Regions from separate parts of the Homo sapiens genome. Here region 2 is linked to region 1. A link is a loop called in an ENCODE intact Hi-C map of the cell type or tissue named here. Cell type or tissue: gastrocnemius medialis. All regions are shown on one strand. Each heading gives the region's core, and the rest is flanking DNA. Links, peaks and the distances in the headings are about the cores only.

Region 1 (8,776 bases), core at 159-8,158:
CAGGTTGTAGTGAGCTGAGATGACACCACTGCACTCCAACCTGGGTGACAGAGCGAGACTGCCATCTCAAAATAAGTGTTAAAGTTCAGATGTATTGACATGAAATTGTTCCAGTACCCTCTTTTTATTTTTTTTTTGAGACGGAGTCTTGCTCTGTCGCCCAGGCTGGAGTGCAGTGGCGCAGTCTCGGCTCACTGCAAGCTCCACCTCCTGGGTTCACGCCATTCTCCTGCCTCAGCCTCCCAAGTAGCTGGGACTACAGGCGCCTGCCACCATGCCTGGCTAATTTTTTTGTATTTTTAGTAGAGATGGGGTTTCACTGTGTTCACCGGGATGGTCTCGATCTCCTGACCTCGTGATCTGCCTGCCTTGGCCTCGCAAAGTGCTGGGATTACAGGCGTGAGCCACCGCGCCCGGCCTCCAGTACCCTCTTTAAGATCTTCTGAATGTCTACAACAGGGATGAGCCTCCTCTGACTATGGCAGATCTGTCCCGTGTCCTGTTTTTGTACAGCCTGCAAACTAAGGATGGGGTGTATATTTCTAAAGGATTCCTTTGAAAAAGCAAGGAAGGGCTGGGTGTGGTGTCTCATGCCTGTAATCCCAGCACTTTGGGAAGCTGAGGCGGGTGGCTCACTTGAGGTCAGGAGTTCAAGACCAGCCTGGCTATCATGGTGAAACTCCATGTCTACTAAAATTACGAAAATTAAGCAGGTGCAGTGTGTGTCACAGGATCCTTGGGGTGTCGCTTCACCCGCCAGAAACCTCTGTGGCCGGTGGTGCCTTTACCCAAGTTTTGCTCGTGCCTGCTGGGCTCATTCCACCCGTTCGGCCCAGCAGGCTGTGCCAGGTTTGCACTACCGGCCCGGATCCCACACCTCTGAGGGTGAGCCAGGCACAGAGCAGCAAGGGGTGTGTGAGCGAGCAAGCTCCAGGCCCAGCCACTGTGCACAGCCAGGCACACTGGCTGCAGTGGGGTGGGCAGCTCCAGGCACTGGCACAGGCGCCGGCTCCCTGCAGGGCTGCAGCTGTACCAGGCATACCTCAAGCAGCTTCTGCTGACACTGGGAAACACGGTGGCACCTGGAAGCTTGGAGATGCCAGGAACTGCAGAGCCCCAAAGAAGGTGTCACAGCCCCGGCTCACGGACCTCCTGGGTCTGGGATCCCCGAAGGGCTGCAGCTCTTCTCTCCTCATTGCCCACAACGTGGTGGGCAAGGGGCATGTTTCAGCCCTGTTTGTGTTACAGCTCTTTCATCTCTTTTAATCCTGCCATTTGGCAGGTCCCGAGTTCTTGTTCCGCATCCAGGAAAATGAGGTATGCAGACAACTGGAGGGCAAGTAAAGTGAAGAAATGCTTTATTGAGGGACAGTACAGCTCTCAAGGAGACCCTGGAGTGGGTAGCTCCTCTCTGCAGGCAGGTCTCCTCAACATCTGCTCAGCTCTCAGCTGAGAGGAGACCCACAGTGGGTAGCTCCCCTCCTCAGGTAGGCCATCCTGTTGTCTGGCTGAGTCTGGGGTTTTTATGGCCTTCAGAGGGCAGGATGTGCATGCTGATTTGTCCATGGGCAGCCATGAGTGGGCCCGGAAAAGGCAACATAAGTTCTCACTCCAGTCTGCGGAACTGACAGCCTGGGCCCTGGGCTTCAGGCCATTCCTGGCTTGAAGGTAGGGCTTACCAGGACCCACCCCTTTCCATCCAGGAGCCTGTCTGCCTCCTGCCACCATTAACCTGCTTATGGTGGCCACACACACCCAGGCTGTTAGCCCCACCTCGGCCTCCCTCTTGTGCTCGACGGTGCCCAACATCCAGAGGGGGCCAAGGCGGCAGGGGCCTGGCATGTCAGCACTGCCCTGAGCGCACATACACCTGGCCAGGTCATGACAGTGCCCAGGTTCAGCTACAACTTTGCTCCAAAATCGGAGCAGGTCCTGGAAGTGAGGAGAGGGCCAGGCAGCAGGAGCAGGCACTTCTGAGCCTGTGCAGGCAGGGGGGCTTCCCAGGCCCCCAAGAGTGCAGAGATGCTCAGGTCTGCAGCCACAGCTGGGCAACTGCAGCTGCGCCTGGGAGGGTGGAACTCCCACCCCTCCAACTTGGAAGCGGGCAAGATTTCTACCTGTTCCCGGCTCCTGCCAGCTCCATGGAGCGTGCAGCCCTGGCCACGCCTCACCCACTACAGCTGGCATCATGGCAGTGGCTGGTCCAGACGGGCCACCGCTGCCATCACCTGTAGTCACAGTTACGCAGGAGGCTGAGGCAGAAAAATTGCTTGAACCCAGTAGGCAGAGTTGCAGTGAGCTGAGATCGCACCACTGCACTCCAGCATGGGTGACAGAAAGAGACCCTGTCTCAAAAAAAAAAAAAAAAAAGGAAGCAAAGGCAAAGAAGGACAAGTGGCAGAAAGTACATGTGGTCAGCCTACCTAAAGTATTTACTCTCTGGCCCTCCCAGCAGAAGTTTGCCAGCCCTGTTCTGTAGAACCTGTTGTGTAATGGAGTGTTCCTTAATGGTGTCAATTTTTTTTTTTTTTTTTTGGAGATGGAGTTTCTCTCTGTCACTCAGGCTGGAGTGGCTCCTGCCACTCAGCCTCTCAAGTAGCTGGGATTACAGGCACCTGCCATTATGCCCAGTTAATTTTTGTATTTTTAGTAGAGATGGGGGTTTCACCATGTTGGCCAGGCTGGTCTCGAACTTCTGACCTCAAGTGATCCACCCACCTTGGCCTCCCAAAGTGCTGGGATTACAGGTGTGAGCCACTGTGCCAGGCCGATGTTAATTTTTGTCTTTTCTCTTTTTCTCTTTGTTCAGACTTGCTAGAGAGTTTCCATTATATTTGTCTTTTCAAAGAACCAACTTCTGGATTTTTTCTCTTATGTATGTATTTATATATTTTTTTATTTCAGTTTATCTCTACTTTCTTTGTGTTTACTTTGCTATTATATTCCTAGTTTTTGAGAGAGATCTGTAGATCATTGATACCTCAGCCTTTTAAAGTAAAGCACTTAGGGCTCTATATTTCCTGATCAGCACTGCCTAATTCTAACACATTTTCATGTCAGATTTTCATTATCATTCAGATAAAGGTATTTTCTAGTCATTTGTGATTTTTTTTTCCCTTTTGCCCTTGTGTTATGTAGCAATGTACTGCTTAATTTACAAACCTTTTTGGATTTTCTGGTCATCTTTTTTGTTATGAATTCTGAATTAAATTTCCAGTGGACATAGAATGCACTCAGCCTAGTTTGTTACTCTGGAGTTTGTTGAGACTTTCCCTGAGCCCCTGTATATGTTCCATATACATTGAAAAGAAATAGCATAAACGGTGCTGATAAGGAAGGCAAATGTATATTCTTTCAGGTGTGTTTTTATCTTGTGTTGGCCACAGCAGAGCCACCTCAGCTCCCTTTTGTTTAATATTTACCTGGTACATCTCTTTCTATCATTTGTCCTCTTGTTTGAGGTTTTCTCTTGGGTTTTGTTTTATTCATTCTTCACAAACATTAATTTTTTTTGTTTGTTTTGAGACAGAGTCTTGCTCCATCGTCCAGGCTGGAGGGCAGTGGCGCTATCTCGGCTCACTGCAACCTCCGCCTCCCGGGTTCTAGCAATTCTTGTGCCTCAGCCTCCCGAGTAGTTGGGACTACAGGCATGTGCCACCACACCGGCTGTTTCTATTTTTAGTAGAGACTGGGTTTCACCATGTTGGCCAGGCTGGTCTTGAACTCCTGACCTTGGGTGATCCCCCTGCTTCAGCCTCCCAGAGTGCTGGGATTACAGGCATGAGCTACTGCACCCGGCCAACAAACGTTATTTTCTACTGGAGTGTTTTGACTTTCATTTCACGTGGTTACTGACTTTGCTGGGTTAATCTACCGTCTTGTCCATTGGTCTCTGCTCTTCCCCTCTGACCTCCTGTTGCTTCTCCTTTCTTGTCCCTCCTTTCTGATTAATCAGGTATTCCATTTTCCCCTGTATATGCCTATTAAAAGTTTGTATACTGTTCTTGTAGGTTAGGGATTTCAGCATTCATCCTGAGTTAGAATGTTCTGTGTGTTAATTCTGTGTATGTTGTAAGCACCACTAGACGTGCCTTTGTCATTTTACATCATTGTGTTTATATTTATCTGCACATTTTTTCCCCATGCTTTTCACTGTCTCCTGCGTTACCTCACTCCCTCCTATCTGAGATCACTTTCCTTTTGATGCGGCTCCATGTCCTTGGTCGGTCTGGGGACCCCTCAGTCTGTCTCCTCAGAGCCTCAGCCTCCTCTCCTCCTCTCCTTCTGGGGCTCCAGTTACATGTATGTTAGGCTTTCCCCAAGTCCTATGTGTTCCATGTGTCTTTTATTCTGTTTTCTGTATTTTCTATTCTTTTATCTTTTTTTTTTTTTTTTTTTTTTTTGAGATGGAGTTTTGCTCTTGTTGCCCAGGCTGGAGTGCAGTGGTGCCATCTTGGTTCACTGCAACCTCCACCCCCGCTGGGTTCAAGCAATTCTTCTGCCTCAGCCTCCAGAGTAGCTGGGATTACAGGTGCGCACCACCACACCTGGCTAATTTTTTGTATTTTTAGTAGAGACGGAGTTTTGCCATGTTAGCCAAGCTGGTCTCGAACTCCTAACCTCAAGTGATCTGCCCACCTCGTCCTCCCAAAGTGCTGGGGTTACAGGTGTGAGCCACCACGCCTGGCCTATTCTTTCTTATTCTGCATCAATCTGGATATTTTGTATTAAATTATTTTCCAGTTCACAAATCTCATCTGCACTATTTAATTTTCCCCTAAATAATTCTTTTGAGTTCATATTGTTAGTTGTTGGATTTTTTTTGTTTGTTTTCGAGATGGTCTTGCTCTGTCACCCAGGCTGGAGTGCAGTGGCACAATCTCAGCTCACTGCAACCTCTGCCTCCTGGGTTCAAGCGATTCTCCTGCCTCCACTTCCTGAGTAGCCGGGACTACAAGTGCATACCACCACACCTGGCTAATTTTTTTGTATTTTTAGTAGAGGCGAGGTCTTGCCGTTTTGGCCAGGCTGTCTCGAACTCCTAACCTCAAGTGACTGGCCCACCTCAGCCTCCCAGAGTGCCGGGATTACAGGCATGAGCCACTGCGCCCGGCTGCGTTTTTTTTTTTTTTAATAGGACTTAATCCCTTTTGTTGATTCTAGTTTTCTGGTGAAATTTTCCATCTTGTTGCCTGTATTTCTTGTACACATTAAAAATTGTTATTTTAAATTCGGTGTCTGCTAGTTGTCTGATCTGATGTCCTTCTGTAAATTGTTGGTTTTGTTTTGTTGTTTTGTTTTGTTTTGTTTTTTATCATTTGGTCTATGGGTCCACATCTAACATCTCTTTGTGAAATAGTTTTCTATCATTTGGTTCTGTTTTCTGGGATTCCTGGCCCTTTCTTATGGACGGCCGGACATCGTGTGAAAACAGGTGAGGAGTCGTAAGCAGCACTCCTCAAAGGGTCTGGGGACTGTTGCGTGAAGGTCTGCAGTGAGGGGAAATCTGTGCCATCCAGCAGCGCCCGTGCCCACATTCTCCAAGGCCGGTGTGCTTCTGGTTTGCCTCACACCGTAGCCTGTAGCCCTTCCAGGGCCTCAGCTGAAAGCCTGGTGTTCCCCAGAACCCCTCCTCTTGGCTGGCCTTGAAATCAGTCCATTTTCATCTCTCCAATACACGAGATGCCAAATTCTAGATTTCCTTGTTTTTTTCGTTTCTTGGCAGTTGATTTTGCTCCATCTCTGCCTGCATGCATGGCTACTTAGTAGTCAGCAGATATCCAAGGGACAGTTCCGAAATTGCACCCTGAGGCCGGCTCTCAGGATCCTGGGCCCCGAGGCTCCCGGCTCTGTCAGCCACTGCCGCCTTTAGGCCCTGCCGCCTCAGCTGCTCCACCCCAGGGCTGGCAGGTCCCAGTTCTCAGGATCGCAGCCCCTCAGGGTTGTAGTTGGTCTTTTGATAATTTTGGTAGTTGTTTTTGATGAGGGAGTTAGTCTAATATTGGCTGCTCCCTCATATCCACAGTGGGAATCTCTGGGGCGTTTTAAAAGTTAAATATATTTATTTTTGCATAGCTAATGTGTGTTCACTGTCTTAAAGACTAGGAAAAGGTCATAGAGTGAAAGCCATTCTCCCCTGCTGGTCCTCACATGCACACTCTGTCCTTACACACACACTCTGTCCTTACACACACTGTCCTCACACACACTGTCCACACACACACACACACACACACACACACATTCTGTCCTCACACACACTGTCCTCACACGCACCCTCTGTCCTCACACATACCCTCTGTCCTCACACACACACACTCTGTCCTCACACACACACACTCTGTCCTCACACACCCTCTGTCCTCACACACACACCTTCTGTCCTCACACACACACACTCTGTCCTCACACACACACACTCTGTCCTCACACAAACCCTCTGTCCTCACACACACGCACCCTCTGTCCTCACACACACCCTCTGTCCTCACACACACCCTCTGTCCTCACACACACCCTCTGTCCTCACACACACACACTCTGTCCTCACACACACACACTCCGTCCTCACACACACACACACACACACACTCTGTCCCCACACACACACTGTCCTCACACGCACCCTCTGTCCTCACCCACACACACACACACTCTGGCCCTCACTCACACTCTGGCCTCACACACACACGCTGTCCCCACACACTCTGTCTCCCAGAGGAACTCACAGCTGGCACACATCCCGGGAGCTTCCTCCATGTCTGACGCATGTGCACGTGTGTGTGGGGGGGGTTGTGCATTTGTGTGGTTGGGGGCATGCACGTGTGTATGGCGGTGGGTACACACTTGTGTGGGTGGCATCCCGTGCATTGCCCTTCATTTGTCCTTAGTGTCCTGGTCGTCCTTCTCAGCACACACAGACCCTGCTAGTGTCTTCACAGTGACCCGTGCCATGTGCTGTGATAGGTGGGATTGATTCAACCTGTGCCTATGGCTGGACAAGCTCTTGCAAAGGCAGGGCGGGCCACCTGCTGCCTCGAGGATGTCCTTGGGCAAGTCTGAGAAACGTGTGGATGGATGTAGAGCAGGAAAGGGATGCCATCAGATCAGCAATAAAAATCATCGCTGGGATCCCTGTCGGAGGCCTGGACCACTTGGGGACTTCTTGAGTCTCCAGGACCAGGCTTGGTGCTGGTAGGAGTGGGTGCTGGGATTTGCAGGAGATAAAATGACAGCACCTGCCAGGCCTGGAGGAAGCCTCAGCTCTAAGGAGGGCACTGGCCAGGAGTGTGGGTGGGGCAGGGCAGGGGCCAGGTTTGATGGGACTGTTGAGCTGGTCGAGAAGCCCAGAGGGTCCCACTCACTCGGGGATCCCACGTTCTCCGAGAGCTGAGCAGGCCCAGGTGCCCTGGCGGGCTGCAGGGTCATGCCGGCCCCTCGCGTCGGGAGCAAGCTCCTGGGGGTGCCAGTGAGGATTCTACTTAGTGGCCCCCACATCTTCCCCCGCAGCTGCACCCATGAGTGTGGGCATGGGGACTCGAGAGACCAGCGAGCCCCTTTCCATCCGGGTTTCCAGGAGACCCAGAGAGGCCAGGATATGCGTACAGGTCCTTCCTCCCTCCCTCCTCCCCCTCCCTCCTCCCTCCCTCTTCCCTCCTTCCCTCCCTCCTCCCTCCCTCTTCCCTCCTTCCTCCCTCCTTCCCTCCCTCCTTCCTGATGTGAATGTCCCTCTCTGCCTTCATTTTTCTTCCTCCTGGCTTTCCCTGCTGGGCTTTTCTGCATTTCCCCATGTGTCAGCATCCACGAAACGGGCTGTGTCTTAACAGGCACGGTGTGGCGTGGCATGGCGTGGTAATTGGTGATGGTTTGCCTTCCCAGTTATGGCGTGGCATGATTAAATTGGTGGCACCTTTGCCCTGTGGCACATGAGAGAATGGCATGCCTTATAATTGTGGCCTCTGTGCTCCCACCAAGTACAGCGTGGAAGTCGTTTCTGGTCTTTCTGGAGGATGACAGAGGCACTGCCCCAGCCAGCACTGGTAGTTGATGGGCCCTGTGTGTTAGGCGCATGCTGTGTGCCAGGCCCTGGGGACACTGACCAGCAGGGTGAGCCCCCCTCACTGCCAGAAGCACTGGACCCAGAACAGGCTCACTGGCCAGGAGGCAGCGAGCTGGGACCATGGACCCACCCCCAAAGCTGGGTGGAAGGGGCAACAGCAGGGAAGGCAGGTCTCCCCGAGCTGCAGTGACCACACTAAATGCCACGTCTGCACCAGTTGGCCCCACAGCCGGCCCTGGGCTCTGGCCATCAGGAGGCACCTGGGCGGGGAGCTGGGAAGCAAGTTGTGGTCCCAGCCTTGCTGGGCATCGGGCAGGAGGGTGTTGAGTCCACACCTGTGTGCTTTCGGGGGTGGGACACAGCCCCATGTGGAGAGTGTGGTCATCTCCCCGAGGCCCACTGCATGTGGGGCACCCGTTACCTCATCACCCGGGCCTGGTCACCCGTCTGTGGTGCCCCCACATTGCCCCTCACCATTTCCACCTGGGTCCCTGTGCACCTGCTCTGCGCCTGATGCCACCAAGTTCACAAGTGTCCCTCACAGGTTGCCAGAGCTGGTCTGTGCCAAGCCGGCAGCTGCAGAGATAGTGCAGGGCATGTGCCAGGTCAGCCTCCAGATCCATGAGCAGAGGCCACCTAGAGTCGTGCAGGCTGCCCCCGTGGGGACAGGTGTGTAGCCCGACCTTTCCTCATTCACAATGGCTCCCTCGCCAAACC
Region 2 (8,776 bases), core at 615-8,614, 59 kb before region 1:
TAACTTTGGCTATTCTTATTCCACACTGACCCCTGCTGAGAGATTTGTGCTATAATTGGATTTTTTTTTAATAAAAAAGAAAAAAAAAAAGCTTTTAAGAAAATAGAGGTTGAGTGGTCGGCCGTGGCTCCTAAATGAAGAGGGAAAGTAGAAGAACATGACTCACTCTGTTGGGGCTGGGGTCCCCCATTCTGAATGGGGACAGGGGTCACCCAGGGCCTCCCCCAACTGTGGATGTGCCAAGTGGTGTAGAGGTACATGAGTTGGGGGAGCCTCAGAGGAGGGAGGGCACCCCGAGGGTGGGTTCACCTTCTTGGGGAGAGGCCCCCAGCGCTGGGGGAGGGGCTAACAGGAGCCCCCCACCAGGTGGGGTTGTGGGGGGTGACATGGAGGCTCAGGCAGAGCAGAACCTGAAGGGCCTTGAGTTCTCTGAAGTCTGTACCCCCTACCCTTCGCCTGGAAGTCAGGCCTTCGCGGGTGCTAGGTTTCTAGCAAGGGGGGTGGCTGTGGGGAGGGGGAGCCCCCTTGTCTCCCTCCTAGGGCCGTGGGGACCTCAGGAAGACGTGGCCCGTGGGTCCTCCTTTGAGGCCCTGGGCCCTGGCCAGAGCCTGGCTCAGATCTGGGTGGGGTCCCCAGCTGGGAGGGTCCCCTGGCAGGGGGAGGCTCTGGGTGGGGGCCCGGGGGTAGCCTGTGGCTGCCGCCCCGCTGGTTCTCCCGGGCTGCAGTGCTGCAAACGTAACCGCGTAACTGAAAGCTGGTCAGGTGGTTGGCAGCGGGGCTGCAACAGACAGATTTCGTGTCTGTGTGTTTTTGCAACACCTTTCTATAAAGGGAAACATAATTTAAAATATGATTACTTAGTGTTGTAACAGCCGCCTCAGCCGCTCCACGCGATGCCGAGATCATTATCAGAGGCTGATATTAACTTGCAAAGAATATTATGCAAATTGCCTGCTGTCTCCTCCGGGAAACCTTCCCCCAGGATGCCGGGGGCTGGGCTGGCTCCCCTCGGGGCTTGGGGTAGGTCCCTTTGTGGGACAGCCCAGCCCTTGTGCTTTCTGCCCATCCCGCCCTCCACGCCCAGGCCTGAGCCCTCATCTGTGGCCAGGGGACCCTAGGAGGCATGAAGCAGTGGGTCAGGAAAGACCAAGTCCTTTGCCTCCCTGTGTCTCAGTGACCCCAGACCACGATGCCTCCTGGCCGGCTGGGTGGGGGCCTCAATGAGGCCATCGTGGTTGGGATGGCAGTGAAGCCCCTGCTGATGGTTAACCATGGCTGACTGCGGTGGTCACCGGACCTGGGTCCCCACGAGCCCCAAGTGCCCCCGAGAAAGAGTCCCTGGCCACGGACTGGGCCATGTCCATGCGCAGTGGCTCGTCCTGCTGACTGACCACTGTGGCTTTGCAGCTTCCAGGGGCTCAGGGGCAGCTGCTGGGAAAGATGTGGACGGTGGCTTGGATCCAGCATTGCTGTGTGGACTCAAATTTTTGCCCTAGGGGAGAGAGGCAGGGAGTGGGGTCTGAGGGTCCCTCCCACCCTGCTGAGTACAGTGTGTCCCCTGCCCCCGTCATCCCTTCCATCTGGGCCTGATGTGGGCAGTGGTACAGTTCCCAGATTGAAGATTCTCCCCAGAGGCTCCGTCCCACTGGAAGGGAGCCGGACAGAGCACGTTTAGAGCAAAATTCCGCTGACCCTGCACAGCCAAGGGGCTGCTGATGCTCTCTCTGAACCACTGTCCACCTGGCGACCGTACAAGCCCGACAGTCCCCGAATACTGCTGACCTCCGTGCATGAGATGACAGCCACTGGGGGTGCCCGTCTTCCAGGTCACCTCTGGAACTTCTCAGCAGAGTCCCCAGGTCACCTCCCGGAACTTCCCAGCAGAGTCCCCAGGTCACCTCCCGGAACTTCCCAGCAGAGTCCCCGGGGTGGGAAACTGGGCCTTCCTGGGCCACGGCCGGCCTTGGGCAGCAGACAAGGGACGGGGAGGGCTTGCCCTCCCTCGAGCAGCTCAGACCGGGGAGGACAGGGCGCTTGGGGCCTCGTTGGGGATCTTGCCGGTGCCGTCCTGGGCTGTCCTCAGCTGAGCAGCCACTTCCAGGGTTGGAGAGCAAGTGTTCTCTTGGGATTCGAGCCTCATTTCCCCCCGTGCTGCGGTGGAAGCTGGGCAAACACCATGGCCTCCCTGGGTCTCAGTTTTCCCGCTGTGAGCTCCGAATGGGGTACCGTATCCTGCTTTCTGGTCACCAGGAAGGTCTAGGGCCAGCCCAAGGCAGACCCAGAGAGGGCTCCCAGGCGGCCCCAGAAGCTGCGGGGCCCTTCCCCAGCCGGGCCCTGCGAGGACTGGCTCTGTCGCCCTCCCTTCCAGTGGGGCTGGCCCGACCCCTGCGAATGCCGCTCTGGGGGTCCCCGTGGGAGTCTGCCAGCTCCAGGAGGGCAGGGTGTCTATTTGCAGCTGTGCAGGTGACAGGCCAGGAGGAGGGAAGGGGCTTTTCCAGCACCCTGGGGTGTGTTGGAGGGGGGCAGGGTATCCATCTCCTGGGGCCACCACGACAGAGCCCACAGGTTTGGTGGCAGGAAGCCTCAGAGAGTGCTCCTGTCCCAGTTCTGCAGGCCCGGAGTTGACACTCTGTGCATCTTCAGGGCTGGTTCCTCCAGAGGCTTTGAGGGAGACTTTGTCACATGCCGCCCTCCAGCTCCCAAGGCTGCCACTGTCCTGGGCCTTTCTTGGCATGTGGGATCATGGGCCCAGTCTCTGCCTCCGTCCTCACACGGCCACCTTCCTTCTGTGCATCTGTGTCCAAACTTCTCCCTTCTGTAAGGATGCATGTTAGGGTCCACCCTAAATCCGGGATATCTCATCTTACCTTTCACTAATGATATCTGTAAAGACCCTGTTTCCAAATAAGGCCGCATTCAAAGGGTCAGGTAGATGCGAACCCCCGGTGTGGTGTGGGAGGGGCAGAAAGCCTTTAGTGCGTAGAGGGCACTGGGGGGCTGGCTCTGCACTTGCCCAGGACAGTGGGAGGAGCCAGGCACAGACAGCAGCCGCTGCTGGGATGGCACCTGGATGGGCGTGAAACCAGTGCAGCTGGCCAGCTCCAGGCCCAAGCTGAGCGGGGGTCGTGGGAGGGAAACGGGGCCACTGGTCGGGGAGGGTTTTCCTAGGAGTCGGCGTTGTCATCTGCGGTTATGTAAGTTTGGGAACAGGATTCGTGTTAATTATTGTAACCCAGTTTAGGCGGTGAGTCCATGTCATAGGAAGTGGCCTGGAAATGACAGCGTGTGGGTCACAGTGGAGCCCGGGGTGGGACCGTGGCTGGGTGCTGGCAGGCAGATGGCTGTCGGGAAGCTGGGGGCATGCGACGTCCCTGGGGCCCACACCAAGCCAGACCTCAGGGAAGCCCAGCCGCTCGCAGACCTGGGACCTCAAGAGCCAGGCCCGGTGCCATCCAGACCAGCAGCTGCCCCAGGGCTCAGCCCTAGGCCTCACCAGGCTCCTGATGATGCAGGAAAACAGAGGCACCCCCACCCCCCAAACCCCTCCCAGCTCTGAGTGGGAGGCCTCGGGGGGCATGTGCCCTTCGTCCTGTCCCCAGCTGCACGGTGTGAGGGTTCTCTCACAGGAAGGCAGGCACTGCGCTTTGCTGCTCTGAAGGCCCATGGAGGGTCCTGGCCACATTCAGGGAGTGGCTTCTGAAGGTTTTTAGAATGTCCAACAAGGGTCCCCAGGGGTGACTTGGTTTTCTCCAGCCCGAGGTGAAGGGCCTGGAGGCGGCTCCTGCCCGTCGGAGCTGCCCTGCGTGGCGCCCGGACTCCGGGCTCTGCCAACCCCTCCCATCGGAGCTGCCCTGCGCGGTGCCCAGTCTCTGGGCTCTGCCAACCCCTCCCATCAGAGCCGTTCTGTGCAGTGCCCAGCCTCCGGGCTCTGCCAGCCCCTCCCATTGGAGCTGCCCTGCACGGCGCCCGGCCTCTGGGCTCTGCCAACCCCTTGTTTCCACAGTGAGTTCAGGATTGTGGAGGGACCTACCCCACCTGGCTACCCAGCATTGGCAGGTGGGGACTTTGCTTCAGATGTTTAAGAAAAAAGGTAAAAGATAAAGTAATTAAACTTACAGAAAAATGTCAAGTATTGTACAAAGAACATTTTCCCGAACGATTTGAGGTAAACCTCCCCTGCATACCTGTGTGTCTTGTTCCAGTGTGGGCAGAGGGCTGCCCGCCACCCGCCTGTACCCACCCCCTGGCAGCCGCCTCCCAGGCCCCTCCTGGCCTTACACCAGCAGATCCAGTGCAGACCCCTCAGTACAGTTACTTGTTGAGTCTCTTTAAATTTAATTAAAAACTTTTTTTTTTTTTGAGAGTCTTGCTCTGTCGCCCAGGCTGGAGTGCAGTGGTGCAATCGCAGCCTCAAACTCGGGCTCAGGTGATCTCCCCGCCTCAGCCTCTGGAGTAGCTGGGACTATAGGTGTGGATCCCCACACATGGCTGATTTAAAAAAAATTTTTGTGCACCACCACATCTGGCTAATTAAAAAAATTTTTTTGGGTCGGGCACAGTGGTTCACACCTGTAATCCCAGCTACACAGGAGGCTGAGGCACAAGAATCACTTGAACCCTGGAGGCGGAGGTTGCAGTGAGCTGAGATGGCACCACTGCACTCCAGCCTGGGCGACAAGAGCGAAACTCAGTCTCGCCAAAAAAAAAAAAAAAAAAAAAAAAAATTGTAGAAATGGAGTCTTCCTATGTTGCCCAGGCTATAAATTCAAATTTTAAAAACTTTCTGATTAATTATACATAAAATTTACCGTTTTAGCTTTTTCAGTGGAATGAAGCATGCACATTTTTGCGCTGCCCTCAGCACCATCTCTAGAACTGTTTCATCTGCCCAAACTGAACCCCTTTCCCCATTAGACACAAACTCCCCATCCTTGCCCCAGCCCCTGGCAGGCACCTTTCTACTTCCTGTCTCTGTAGGCCTGCTTCCGGGACTGCATGTGAGTGGAGTCCCACAGGGGGTGTCCTCGTGTGACTGGCTCATTTGCTCCGCACCCTCTCCCCACGGCTCCTCCGGGTTGCAGGGAGTGGCGGAGCCCGTCCCTTCTCCAGGCTGCGTGATGTATGTGTGTGTGTGCGCCCGCCGCCATTTCCTTTGACTGTCACCCATTGGCGGACCCTGGGGCCACTTGCCTCTTGGCTGTCTGGTGCTGCCGCTATGGACGTGGCGTGCGCGTCTGTTTGAGTCTTGCTGTGTCTCTGGGCTCTTCCAGCCTGGTGTATTCTGTGGCCTTTCCATGGCCTTCGTGACCCTGACTCCGGGGTCTGGGCCAGTTTGACAGATTTGATAGATGGACCCTCGAGGTAGGTTTGTCTGTGGCCTCCTGGTGATTGGCGTCTTGGGCAGGGACGTCAGAGATACCGCCTTCTTGGACGTTGCCCCACCAGCGGAGACCGGACATTGCGTAGGAGGTGTCTGTGTGATGGATGAGTCTCGGAAGCAGCCCTCCAGCAACCCGCCTTTGGTGAAGGCCCCAGGTGTGCATGGGGACAGGGCTGGACACAGGAGGGGCTGGGGCATGCAGTAGGGGAGGGGTTGGCTACCCAGGACCAGGTCTGGGTGTGGAGGTCTTTGACCTGGGAGCGGGGAGGCTGCAGGTTGGTGAGTGGGTGTTGAGGGTCTCATCGGAACCCACTGCTCCTGGAAAGACGGGTCCCCTCCTGGCTGGATCCATGTCCCTCAGTTGTCCCTGGAGCCACTGAGTGAGGGACACCCTCAGCGAGCACCACCTTCCCTACCTCCCCGCTCTTCCTCAGGCTGTGGGGCTGTAGAGGAACTAGGAGATGGGGTTGTGGCCAGGTCTTGGGTCTCCCCACCCAGTGATGCGGGAGAAGTTGGGGTGAGGCGGAGAGGCTTTCTCAGCTTTGACTGCATCTGTCTCTGGGCCCCAGAGCTGCCTGGGCCAGCCAGGTTCTTGGTGGACATCGTCTGTCTGAGAAGATCTGCCCTCAACCCAGCCAGGCCGGGGGTCCCCTCAGCAGCGGTCGAGATGAATGTCGTGGGCGGCCGGAACGTGCCACCACTAACAGGTGGAGAGGTGGGGAGGCCTGAAACAGCAGGAATTTCTTCTTGCACAGCGGTGGAGGCCAAAAGCCCCAGGCCACAGTGTCTCGGGGCCCCCGCCTGCCTCCGCAGCGTGGTGCCAGCCGCCTGTGGTGCCCTGGGCTCATGCCCGTCTCGTGCCAGTCTCGGCCTGGCCTCTGCACGGCGCTCTTCACAGGTGTCCGCGTTTTCCCTTCTCAGAAGACACCTCTGGACCTGCCCTAAATCTGGGAAGCTCTCATGTGAACTTGATCTTACATCTGCAAAGACCCTAGTTCCAAATACAGTCACATTCGAGTTTGGGGTGCATGTGGATTTTGGAGAGATGCTATTCCTAGTACAGGGGTGAAGGCCAAAGTGTCCACCTGCCCCACTCCCTCTTCTCTGTGGCTGCCTCCCCCCCAACCCAGCCTGGGAAGGAAGGGAGGGCGGTGCTGCCTCCCTGAGCAAGGAGATGACCTCCGCGTGCCTAGGCTCAGGTTGGGGTGAAGCATTGACTGTACCTGGACTCAGGAGAGCAGCTCCCCAGGGGCTCTGACCCCCACCAGCTCCCCTGAGCCCTGTGGCCACTGGCTCTTCTGTTGGGAGCGTGTGATGTCAACAGCCTCCGCTCCAGCAGGGTGGCCCCGTTTCTGGCATCGAGGAAGAGGGCCCTCAGGTTTCTGTTGCGGTGCCAGAAAGGTTCTGCCGTGTGAAGTGCTCGGTCGTCAGGAGATCAATCTGGTCGCTTTCATGTGAGTGTAGATGTCTAATGGGGCAGAAGTTATGACAGCCGTAAAACACGGCGTCTTCCCCCTCGCCCTGATATCTGGCAGGAGTGAGGCAGGCAGCACAAAATCCTAGGCGTAGAGAGGGCCATGCACGGTGGGAAATGAGCAGAAATACACTCAGCTGCTTATGGAAGATGGTGTCTGTCTTTCCTTCTGGGGAGAGGGAGGGCAGTCAACACCCAGAGAACGGGGCGTCTGTGGGATCCGCTGGCCAAGAGCCAGCCCCACCCGCCGGGGAGAGGGGGCTGTGATCTGATGGTGCACACGCTGGATTGAGGGCTGCGCCCCTGTTGGGGTTGGGTGCTGGCAGGAGGGGTGCTTCTTGGGAGGCAGGTCCGTGGAGGCAGCGCGGGCCTGGCGGGTGGAGGGTCTCCATCAGCTCAGCAGCACCTGCTAAGACGCCTCGGCTCTACCTGGTTTTGTTTGTCGGGCTCCGAGGGCCAGACCCAGTGCTTCATGGATGGTGACCCCGTTGAGATGAGGGCCACTGTCAGCTCCGCCCTGCACACACCTGCCCAGACCTCTCACAGGTGAGGGCCACCATCAGCTCGGCCCTGTGCACACCTGCCCAGACCTCTCACAGGCATGGTGGGGAGGCAGGTGAACCTGAGCATCCCGGAGGCCCATCCGCCGGCTCAGCACGTGGCACAGGCGGGGCAGAGCCCGGACTTGGCCTTGGGGTGGCCTCTGCTTCCCAAGCCTGTGTGGGACCTGAGGCTCCCCGCCCCCTTCCATCAGGCCGTGGCGTGGCCACACCGATGGTCCTGAGGGTGAAGACCCTGGGGAGACGGGCAGAGGGGGCATCCCTCAGCCCCACCTCTCCCTTCTGCTGGGAGTCCTGGGCGGTCACCTGCTTTAGTGATGAGCTGACCCAGGGCCCCGGCAGGTCGTGTTCAGGTGGAGAGTCTTTGGAGAATGGCTGGTGCCCCCATTTTGTGAAAGGAGAAATGGGCCCAGTGAGGTTGGAGGCCCTGGCCAGGGCAGATTGGCCTTTGCTGCAGCCTGGCTCTCGCGTCAGCTCCACCCTGATCTCTGAGTTCTGCAGGAGCCCTGGGGTTTCGGGGTGCTGCTGCAGGTGGGCTGGACTGCGAGAAGCGGTGCAAAGACAGCAGGGGTCCGGTGGGCGGGGGTGGGGGCTGGCTGCCCTCCCCGCCTTGCCCTCAGCCTGGTGTTGCCTGGTTACCTGGGCCAGGTGCCATCCAGGTAGAGGGAGCTTGGTCAGGGGCCAGCTGCTGCCGCCACTTGGTGGGGATGGTGCCCCAGGGCCCGAGCCAGGAGGGGCTGTGTGTGTTCCTGGCCTGGGGGCCGCAGCTGCCCTCCCTGGGCCCTTGGGTTTTCCCAGAGGCTTCAGCTCATCCTCACTTTAAGTGTGCTTTCGTAATAATTACACCAAAACCCAGCAGCTGAGAGGCCTTTGCAGAGATTCGGCAGCTGTGATTACAGCCACTGATTTCCAAGAAACGTCACGAGGGAATTCTGTTACAGCCCGAGGTGGAAGCGGACGCCCGGCACCGCCTTCCTGGGCACCCCGCGCTCAGAGAGCAGGTCCGAGTGCTGAGTTCCCAGCTGGGAGGACGCGTGGAGGATGGGAACCATGGCTGTGAGCGGGTGGGGCTGGGCCATGGGGAGCCCAGCGGGTGGCTGGCTTCATCTTGGTTGGGGGTGTGTGGTGTGCAGGTCGTTCCGGTTACTCTACAGTTCAAGCCCAGGCATGCTGACCCCTGCCCTGTCCTGCGGAGCCCCCAGTGCCCGTCGGGACTGAGTCCACCTGGTTCCTTCCCCTGGGTTTCCAGCGGCCTGGGTGGCTGGAGAGTCCCCGAGTGGCCACTGAGGGTCCGTTTGGTCTGGGCTTCCTCCTCTGGGAATGGTTTCCTGTGTTACGAGAAATATGGGAAACGCGCGTTTC

What was found. Hi-C counts contacts between places; a loop is a spot of excess contacts. Peaks named below come from ENCODE experiments on the same cell type or tissue, not always from the same donor. Only the 100,000 strongest peaks of a DNase experiment are listed, where the experiment ranks them.
Region 2: it touches region 1 in a loop (9-fold over the local background); 7 of 110 quality-filtered maps call a loop at or near these places.

The regions. Positions count from the first base shown.
Region 1 is chr9:136,021,971-136,030,746 of GRCh38, reverse strand. The region is part of intron 2 of NACC2 (NACC family member 2); the gene reads left to right. Among named protein-coding and RNA genes, the nearest start is that of UBAC1, 65 kb to the right of the region's middle. RefSeq lists a silencer at 580-792 and enhancers at 5,597-6,187, 6,225-6,763, 7,840-8,760, 8,761-8,776. In gastrocnemius medialis, for the core only: no CTCF peak of the experiment used is centred there; DNase peaks (open chromatin) are centred at 2,186, 2,456, 3,696 and 6,736; H3K27ac peaks cover 4,090 bases.
Region 2 is chr9:136,081,086-136,089,861 of GRCh38, reverse strand. The region is part of intron 1 of NACC2 (NACC family member 2); the gene reads left to right. Among named protein-coding and RNA genes, the nearest start is that of NACC2, 9.8 kb to the left of the region's middle. RefSeq lists enhancers at 1,958-2,917, 8,362-8,776. In gastrocnemius medialis, for the core only: no CTCF peak of the experiment used is centred there; DNase peaks (open chromatin) are centred at 781, 3,861 and 8,361; H3K4me3 peaks cover 558 bases; H3K27ac peaks cover 4,671 bases.